2 separate regions of the Mus musculus genome follow, and region 1 is linked to region 2. A link is a contact called in ENCODE POLR2A ChIA-PET data. All regions are on one chromosome and are shown on one strand. Each heading gives the region's core, a stretch centred on a gene start or an enhancer-like site at or near the end of the contact. The rest is flanking DNA. Distances are from core to core; before and after follow the strand shown. Region 1 overlaps Ddc (dopa decarboxylase). Region 2 holds the start of Fignl1 (fidgetin-like 1).

The links. ChIA-PET counts read pairs that join two places held with the same protein, here RNA polymerase II (POLR2A).
Region 1: POLR2A ChIA-PET joins it to region 2 with 14 read pairs in embryonic stem cell. The contact joins the enhancer-like site here to the promoter of Fignl1 in region 2. POLR2A ChIA-PET finds 5 or more read pairs at or near these places in 4 of 5 experiments (Patski and embryonic stem cell).

The regions. Positions count from the first base shown.
Region 1 is chr11:11,853,843-11,858,679 of GRCm38, forward strand. All of the region lies in intron 6 of Ddc (dopa decarboxylase), which reads right to left. Among named protein-coding and RNA genes, the nearest start is that of 1700042O10Rik, 12 kb to the right of the region's middle. Within about 2 kb of position 2,099, at least 1 of the 3 ENCODE cell types and tissues checked has a DNase peak (open chromatin) inside an H3K27ac peak, as active enhancers do.
Region 2 is chr11:11,807,101-11,812,013 of GRCm38, forward strand. Fignl1 (fidgetin-like 1) reads right to left here and starts at 1,862. Exons shown (of 3, transcript NM_021891.3): 1 at 1,795-1,862.

The DNA.
Region 1 (4,837 bases), core at 849-3,348, 47 kb after region 2:
GCCTGTAAGCAAGTCTGTGAGGGCATTTTCTTGATTAATGTGTGATGTGAGAGGGCTAAGCTCACTGTGGGAAATACTACCTCTGGGCAGATGGTCTGGATTGTTTAAGAAAACTGAGCAAACCATGGGAATGAGCCAGGAAGGAGGACTGCTCGTGGCCTTTGCTTCACTCCCTGCCTCCAAGTGTCTGACTTGAGCTCCTTCCCTGACTTCCTTTCATAGGCACAGAGCCATTTTTTTTTGAAGGCTTTTTTATTTTTTTACTTTTAATTACACATAGATATGTGGATATGTGTGTGTCAGAGACCAGAGGGGGTGTCAGGTTTCCTGTGATCTGCCTGAGGTGGGTTCTGGGAATTGAACCAGTTGCTCAGGAAGAACAGCCAGAGATCTTAACCACTGAGCCATCTCTCCAGCCCTGCCCTTGACTTCCTCCGTGATGGACTGTAACTGGGCTGTGTAAGTTAAATAAACCCTTTACTCCCCAGCAACCACGTGGTGGCTCACAACCATCTGTAATGAGATCTGACGCCCTCTTCTGGTGTGTCTGAAGACAGCTACAGTGTACTTACATATAATTAATAAATCTTTTAAAAATGTATCATCATATATGATCTGAAGCAAAGTTACCTCTGGGCAAACAGGATTATACAAAACGTTCTCAACTTGATATTAGCCATGAGTCTCGTGGTAAATAATAACAAATGAATCTGAAATAACCAAGACAGCATGGTCTTAGAAACAGCAAGACAGGGCTGGAGAGATGGCTCAGCAGTTCAGAGCACTGACTGTTCTTCCAGAGTTCCTGAGTTCAATTCCCAGAAACCACATACTGGCTCACAACCATCTGTAATGGAATCTGATGCCCCCTTCTGGTGTGTCTGAAGACAGGGACAGTGTACTTATATACATAAAACAAATAAATCTTTAAAAAGAAACAAAGAAAGAAACAGGAAAAAAACAACAACAGACCAATGGTCCAGAAATAGGTCTACATGTAAGCCAGGCAGTGGCTAAAGGAGGAGAAATGGTTGTTTAATGAAGGAAGTATAGTCTTTCAACAGACCATTCTGGAACAATGGCCCATCACAAGACTCACATATGCACACCCTCAAAGGACTCTAAACATATTTCACTCCTTTCACAAGACTCGGCTGAAAATAGATTATAGATTTAAGTATACCGTAGGAAACTACAAAGCGCCTAAAATGTAACACTGAGGAAAATCTATCTGGTCATGGTGTTGAATCAGTTGGCTGGAGTCCTTTTGTTCTGTTTATACAGAAATAATGTGTAGCCAAGGAGACAACCTTCAAATTGTGGGCCCCTTTGTTTCCCTCGGTGTTTTGCAGCCTTGAGTGATGGCAGCGAGCAGGTGGGAGCAGCAGCAGGTGGTACCTTCTAGTGTTACAGTCTTCATGCATGCCTTGCATATTGGGACTCTGAGCCCTGTACGTGCTACAGCTCTTGTGTAAACCTAGAAAGCTGGCATTTTTCAGCCCTTGCTTGTAATTAGGGTTGAAGTTTGTGGGCAGCAGGAGTATAAGGATTTCTCAGCTCTTGACAGCCACCAGTGTCACAAATCTTGTGTAGCCAAGGAAGTTGGGATTCCTGAACCCCACACTCTGGCCAGTGTTTCCATGCTAGCCCCGGGGCCTCTGAGACCCTTGGTCCTAACGACCTGACAGTCCTCTGGAATTCCTCTGGCAAGCAGGGCCTGCAGTTTTTCTTTTCTGACACCTTATGCCCTTTTCTTCTTTTTTGGTCTCAGCTGCCCACTACATCACAAAGAGTACTTAAAGACTGTTTCATTAACACTGAGAGCGTTGTTTTCTGTTTTGTTTTGTTTTAATAGTGTTTAGCACCACTCCGAGGAGGGAAAGGTCCTTTGCACTGTAATGGCTAATAAACTTTTATGTGTAACACCAAAGGTCTGATCTGTGGAAGAAATGGATAAATTGCACCTCACTAAAATTGTCTCTCTTCTTCAGTCCTTCGTGTCCCACCCTAGCAGCTCTCAGACCGTTCATCCGATTCTTCTTCCGCTGTCAAGCAGCTGCCTTGCCTCCCTCACCGCCCAGCCTGCCAACTTGCTCAGCTGTCGCTGCCTCTGCCACTCGGCCGCCTTGGCCATCCTGGCAGCTCTGCTCTTTCTGTTGCTCAGCCTCACTACTAAAAGGAAAGCCCACTGGAGAGAGCCCTTTCTTAGGCCTAATGTGGCCACACCAGGGAAGGCAGCACAGTACAAAGCATCGAGGCTGATAGACTTAGTGAGCTGGGAAGCCGGAGAGTACAACCCGAGAAGAGGCATTAAGGCAGAAACTGCCATTTGTTTTGAAGCAATACGACCTTGCTTCTTAGCACCAATCACCCACTGAGACCTGTTTTTGGATCAATCACAACCTTGTCTCTTTACCACCAGTCAGAGCAGTTTCTTTGCTAGGCCAGTGTGGTGGTTTCGTTTTGTCCTACGTGGAAATGGTAACAGAGTTATAGAGATATAGTTTATGGAAGGAAGCCTGGGAGAGCAAATAGGCTGGCATGGACTGTTTCAAACAGCACTGCCTGACTGAAGCTATATTCTTCAGTTAGTTGGGGCAATCAACTATGGCAGTCTTTAGTTTTCTCAGGGTGTCTGTGAACTAATTGTTCTCAATGGTTGGCACTGGCATAAGGGGAGTTGACTTTTTGATTTGACAATTCTGTTGCAGCTAAGGCAGCAAGAGAGAATCTAACACTGCTAATTAGGGAATCAAATTGGGCCATTCTTCTGCATGTTTGATTATGAGAAAAGGGACATAACAAAGAGTACTTAAAGACTGTTTTGTTAACACTGATAGTGTTGTGTTGTGTTGTGTTGTGTCTTAATAGTATTTAGCACTACTCCAAGGAGGGAAAGGTCTTTTTACGTTGTACTGGCTAATAAACTTTTATGTGTAACACCAAAGGTCTGGTCTGTGGAAGGAATGGATAAATTGTACCTCACTAAAATTAGATATCTGTCTCACCAAAGACAAAAGACCCAAATTCAGAGACTAGAACAACAGGCTACAGCCTGTGAGAAGACATCTGGGAAACATGCAAGTCAGCATGGAAACTTTCTGTTCTATTTTTTAATCTGCGAGCCTGCCCTGTGACTTGAATGTGGAATGTCCCTCACAGGCTCATGTATTTCAACACTCACGCAGATGGCGGGGTGGCTTTAGAAGGTGGCAGGCTATTTGGGACATGGGGCCTAGCTAGGGGAAGTGGGTCATTGTGGGGCAGGCCTTATGGGTTCCTGGCTGGCTCCCTTCTAGCCTCAGCTCTCTGGTTTTTGACTGCTAATGTGATTTAACAGCTGCCTCACATTCCAACTGCCCTCCAAACAGCCCCTGCTGCCATTTGATAGCCTGTGTTCCTTAAACCAGGAGCCAGAATAATTCCTTCCTCCTTGAATTATTTCTGTTAGGTATTCTGTCAAGGCAGCAACCTAAAACTGCTCTAACAAAATCAATCTGTTACAAAAAAAAAAAAAAAAAAAAAAAAAAATCAACCCAGGGTTGACACTGATGACTGCCGGGGGAGGAGAGTCGGCTTTCCTTAAGAGTGCGGCCCCTAATATGTCAACTGTGCTCCACTGGACGGTCTTACCCCCATGAGTATCTGGACAATGCAAAACAGACTCAGTGGGTTATTTAAAATAATAATAATAATAAAATAATAATAATATAAACAGACACAGGCTTGTGAGTGGGTAGGGAGACGTGAGTAATTTCCGAAAATAATTAGGGAGAGGAATTGGGGTGAATATTATCAAAATGCATTGTACAAAATCCTCAGTGAATTCATAAAAACAATATATTTAAAATTTTTTAAAAAATTAAGAATCAACACAGGAGCTGGAAAGATGGCCAGTATCTAAGAGCACATACTGTTTTTGCAGAGGCTCCAATTTCAGTTTCTAGGAACCATCATGGGGCAGCTCACAGCCACTTGTAACTAACTGTAGCTCTAAAGGAATCCAGTACCTTCTTCTGGACTTTGAAGGCACCTGCTCACGCACACATACACGTGCACACACTTAAAAAATAATTTCACATTTTACTAAAAACGTGTGGATGGCGAATATCCACATGAAAAGATATTTAACATTGTTAGTCACCAGAGAAGTGATTATTATGTCCCTAGGAGATGTTATTATACCCCTATCCATAGAACTACAACCAAGAATAAATGAATAGAATAAGAATAGTGGGACGACAAGGCAGTCTATTAATTTCTTATAAAAAGTATCCCAAAGAAATGGAAGTACTTCTCTAATCAAATATCTGTGCATTAATGTTCACAGATGCTGTCTGTGCATGGGTGGAAAATGGGAGCAACTAAAGTATTTCTCACTAGGTGGTGGATGAACAAGTAGTGAGCTACACAGCTTGGTATCAAATCTGTGGTAGAGCAGCTGAAAGGACCTAGACAGATGGTAAAGGCACAAAAGTGAGTGAAAAGATGTCCTTCTGAGCTTTTCATGGACTATATGACCCATTTGCATAACATCCCCAGTATCAACGGAAACTTAGAACACAGAACAGATTGTGAGGATAATGGGAGACAAGGTGAGATTAAAGGAAGGAGCAGCAGAAAAGTGGATCCTTTCATTTCATCCAAAACATTTCAGCGTTTTAACTCAGAGGGTAGTTAGAGGATTCGATAACTATAAAGACAGGACTGTACAAGCACAGTAAGCCAGTGCCAATTTCCTGGTCCTAACATTACATACCCTAACACTTGGGTGTGAAAGTGGAAGTGTCTAGGATGCCTTTGTTTTAATTTTGTAATCTTAAGAAATTTTTTCTTT
Region 2 (4,913 bases), core at 612-3,111:
GGCAAGTAAGTAGCCCTGCTTTCATCTGCTTTAACCTTATTTTACTCTCCATTATACAACACCAGAAATAAGAACCTGAAGGAAGCCAGGCATGGTGGCGCACGCCTTGAATCCCAGCACTCGGGAGGCAGAGGCAGAGGCAGGTGGATTTCTGAGTTCGAGGCCAGCCTGGTCTACAGAGTGAGTTCCAGGACAGCCAGGGTTACACAGAGAAACCCTGTCTCAAAAAAAAAAAGAACCTGAAGGAGAAGTAACTTGGAAAATATCCTCCACAAAGGTTCGCAATGATTATAATTATCTTTATAGCTTCATTTCAGTCTATCACCTAAAATCACCTATTCTAGTCATTCTCCAAAAACTGTCCTCTTCCACCACCATCTTTGTATTTAGAAGTTATCGACCAAGTTTTCCTTCCTTTCCAGTCAGTCATATCCCACAACTACATACAACCCAAAACAGTCTGTTGCTCAATGACACAAGTACTGACCGTATTATCTAACACTTCTAAGTCATTTTAACCTTTGTGCTTGATAGAAATCTATAAAGTATGGGCAACCGAGTTACATTTCAATTTTCTTTACTTTGTTAATTTTCTGATTAAGAATGTTTTGGTCATTCAAACTAGACAGGAAGCTTCTGCAAACAAGAACTACTTCTCATTGTATTTAGATTTTCTTTAGTACGTAGTTCATGGTATCCACTAAAATGATTAAAAACTGGAGGGCCTACTATATTCCAGACATCATTTTTGAACTTTACAGAACTCTAGTTTACTAGTGGCAAAGTAGCATAGGAATTTAGAACACAGGATCTGAAGCTGTAAGACCTAGCTTTAGACACTGGACATAAAAGTTTTAATTAATTGTAATAAATTGGGGAAGTCTGAGAGCAACTTGCAGGAACTGAATTTTCTCTTTTTACCAGGACAGTTCTTAGGGATTCAGGTCCTCAGGTTCGGCAGCTTTGACCCACTAAGCCATTTCCCAGGCCCTGAATTCTGAATACATAATCTGTTCTTTCAGCAGTGACTCTGAGAATATCTCTTAAGCTATGTCGTCACCTGGGGAGAAACAGCGTGCACCATTATTTAGCTGACAGGTTGTTGCATTATAGGGTCCCCAGAACTTAGAAATATGATAGATTATGAATTATTATTTCTTCCCTTTGGAAGGTTCCCCCCTCAGGCCGTAGCGACTGCGTATGGCCTGGAACCAGTTATCACAACTGAAAAGTATCTTTAGTCCAACTGCTCGGGGTCAGGAGTGTGTCTGATTTCTAGGTATTGACACATACATCAGGTAGGGGACTCCATTCTAAATACAACTCACGTATACTTAAAATATACATTAGCTACATAACCAGACGGTTAACTGTAGATACTATTTTCTGAGCAGGAATGAATTTAAAAAAAAAAAAAAAGTTTCATGATGAGGATGTTATTTTAGGCGTCAAGTTCAGATGCTGGAGCATTTCTGATTTTCGGAGAAAATTCACCTGTGTTAGTATTGCCGAAAGCACGAAACTCAAAATGAGTACATTTAGGTGGCAAACCAGCTACAGCATTCCCAGCAGTCCTAGCGGGGGGTAGCTGTGGCTGACTGACCCCAAACCGTCACGCCCAACGGCGTCCCTCAGCCCCAGCCGCCGTCTGGCCGCGGGCTTCCCAAGGCCACCCTCTCCGACAACCCGAGGCCAAGAACGGACAGAAGAAAACAAAACCAAAGTACACCCGGCATGGCAACCACAGCCTCCGCCCGCCGGCTTAGCGGCGAACAGCAGCCTACCGGGGCCCACCTGTGCTCCCTGCCGGGACCGCAGCCACCGAAAAGCGCGCCTTTCGAAGTGCGCCTGCGCGAAGTGACGGCTCGGCCCGCGTTGCGCATGCGTGTAGAGTAAGGGCGGCTGAGCGCGCGCTGCACGCAGCGTGAGGGCGGAGTCTCGGAAGGCCTGAGGTCACCGCCCAGGCCTTAACGCGGGAATTTGGGTTTCCGGCCCGCGCTCTATGAGGGAGATTTAGCCCGCGCGGTGGCGATAAATCTAAGCAAACCCTTGGCTTCCCGTTCACTGCAGCCTTAATATGTTCTTTTTGCCGAGCTAGGTGCTGCAAAGGCACCTAGGCAGAGGCAGTGAGAGAGGAAAGAAAGCTCAGGAGTGTAGAGAGCACGAGTCCCCTGGGAGGGCGAAAGCGGCCCGGGAGGGGGAAGGGGAGGTGTAGCCTCCGGGCCGCCACTCCAGAGCCTGCCCGCCCCGGCGCCCTCCGGCCTTAACCAGTTCAGCAGCAGCTATCAAATAGTGAGACTCGAATACAGGAAGGTTTAGCAAAGGCTACAGCCAGCATTAGACGGAATACCGAGATTACCGAAGTAGTAGCTGGCAGGGGTCCAGTAAGAACTGAAGAGCTTTTTTTTTTTTTTTTTTTTAAAAAAACTAATCGTAGGTAGCTAAAACATGGACAGTCCTGGAGTCACCGAGGGAACTTTCCCCTCATAGCTTTGGGCCCCACCTCACCCCACCCCCACCTCTCTATTACCAACCAAGACGGCTTGCAATTTGGGGAGAGGTCACCAAGGGTTAGGTTCTTAATTGTTTGTATAGGCATAACAAGCCATTGGGTCAGGCTCCAAGCAGTCGGGAGCTGATTGTCAGAGAGGGGAGAGGAGGGGGGCTGTGCTGGGTTGTTGGGTGGTTTTTTTTTTTTTTTTTTTGGTTTCTTTGTCTACAACCCTCATCGCTAAGCCTGCCTGTTTTCACTGGGAAAACTGTACTTTTCTTTTATTCATCCTATCTCCTTCAAATACTGACCAACACTCCTAACCCTGCTTGCTCTACGGCTCTGGGCATTTTTAATCAGGCTGAAGACCTTCCTTACCCATGCAGCCATTCCCAGGCCTGCATTGTTGAGCCTGCCTGCCTTTCTGACCTTTAACTCCAAAAGCATGGTCTCTTTTCCCCTTATCCGTCTGCCTCCTCCAGAGGCTGCCAACATGTCTAGCTTGTCTTATTTTTCCCCTAAATTCAAAATTGCCTTTCGGTTTCCTACTGAGTCTGGGTTTTGTTTTGTTTTAATTATTTTTTTATAAGACCAGGAATCCTGCAAAAAGCAACATTATTCTCTGGCGTCCGTCTTTTTTAAATTGGCTTTGTTAGGCTCACAACCCAGTGTCTACTGTGGAAGAGTTTAAGGCTTAAGCTATGCAAGTAGTAAACTTGCTGACCGAGAACACAAACTGCTTTTGATAGACTCTATTTTCATGGTCAGAAGTTATTGGACCTGCAAGAAAGAAATTGCCACCTAAGCAGACAGAACTGGTCCTTGGTGGGAGAGCTTCTTCTTGTTTATGTATTTATGAGTTTATAACCATAATCTCAGACAATGCTTGTTACAGTTCAGCTGGCTAATTTGTTTTGATCAGAGAAAATAAAATGATCCCAAATAATATGCATCCTCTGCCAGAAAAATTGTGTTTGTAAGCTAGCAAGATGTCTCAGGTAAAGGTATTTATTTCCTGTGCAACCTTGGTGGCCTTAGTGTGGCTTCCAGAACCCACGAAAAAGTGGAAGGATTCAAAACAACTCCACACAGTTGTCCTTTGACTTCTAGGCACATGTCCTTTCCCCACAAACACACAATAATAAGTGTTTATAAAACTGTGTTTGGCCGGGCATGGTGGCACACGCCTTTAATCCCAGCACTCGGGAGGCAGAGGCAGGCAGATTTCTGAGTTCGAGGCCAGAGGTCTACAAAGTGAGTTCCAGGACAGCCAGGGAAACCCTGTCTCAGGGAAGAAAAAAAAAAACTATGTTTGTAAGCAATGTGAGAAGTGGGCTGTTGTAGAGATAGGAAAGAAGATGGGACAAAATTAAATCTGTCTCTTTTTCTGAGATTCCCCGAGTACAGTTGGATCCTGAAATCCACTTCAAACATGCCTTGGTGAAAGAGGACCCGTGAAGATTGGAGATGTAGCCAGCCATTCCTCGGATATACAGTCTAACATGAATGGAACATACAGTCCTAATGAAAAGTTTTCATTAGACGGTGCTCTCCCCTACGACCAGAGGCAGAATTTTAACAAGTCTGACAAAGTTCTCGTTAGCCTTTATATTCCCGAACGGGGCAACCTTCACTCTACAAAACAGAACAAGAGCCGGTACTGGGCAGGAACAGAAGGGTGAGCTTCGTAACGCAGGGAGCCGAGCCTGTCGGAAAGGAGCTGACAGGTTGATTCAGCTCACTTCAGCTCATTTCTCTTGTGAGGTTAGAGCAGACTTAGTCAAGCTGAGGTAGTTTGGCCTCTGGCTGCTGTGAATTTGCTGTGTTTAGGAAAAACTGGTCCATGTGTGGACTCTTCTGCTTCTAGTTTGAACAGGCTATGGGGTCATGCCATAATTCTTCTTGTGACTGTTTATTGCATGTCTGCTTTGGGGAACAACACAAGTTTCTTTAAAAAGACCTTTTCAAATATTACCAGTTTATGCAAGCAACTTACTTTGCTAGTAATTTTGTATTGTTTTTCCCATTACTTTTTACAAGGGTAGGTTATGGCACACAGAGAGAAGTGCTCAAGAAACAGATTTTGATACCAAAGAAGTAAACACTATTAATATTTGGGAATTTATATTATTCATTTAAAAAAATTAATACAGCAATCATTAGGCCAAAATGCTATTGGGTAAGTACCATGTTTCCTCAAATGTGAACTTTCTGAGTAGAATACCAGTAATACCATTTTTGAGTTTATGCCATTGATTGGATTCAATCAATGTTAAAAGTTCAATCCTGCCTTGCCTTGGGGTCTTGTCCTATATCCCTTTCCCAGGTCCTTCTATCTCGGCCTTTTCTGTGTGCTGACTCGTATTCAGTCAGCCTGACTTGGATCTCCAGTTCCAGGAAGCCTTTTCTCTGCTACGTTCTA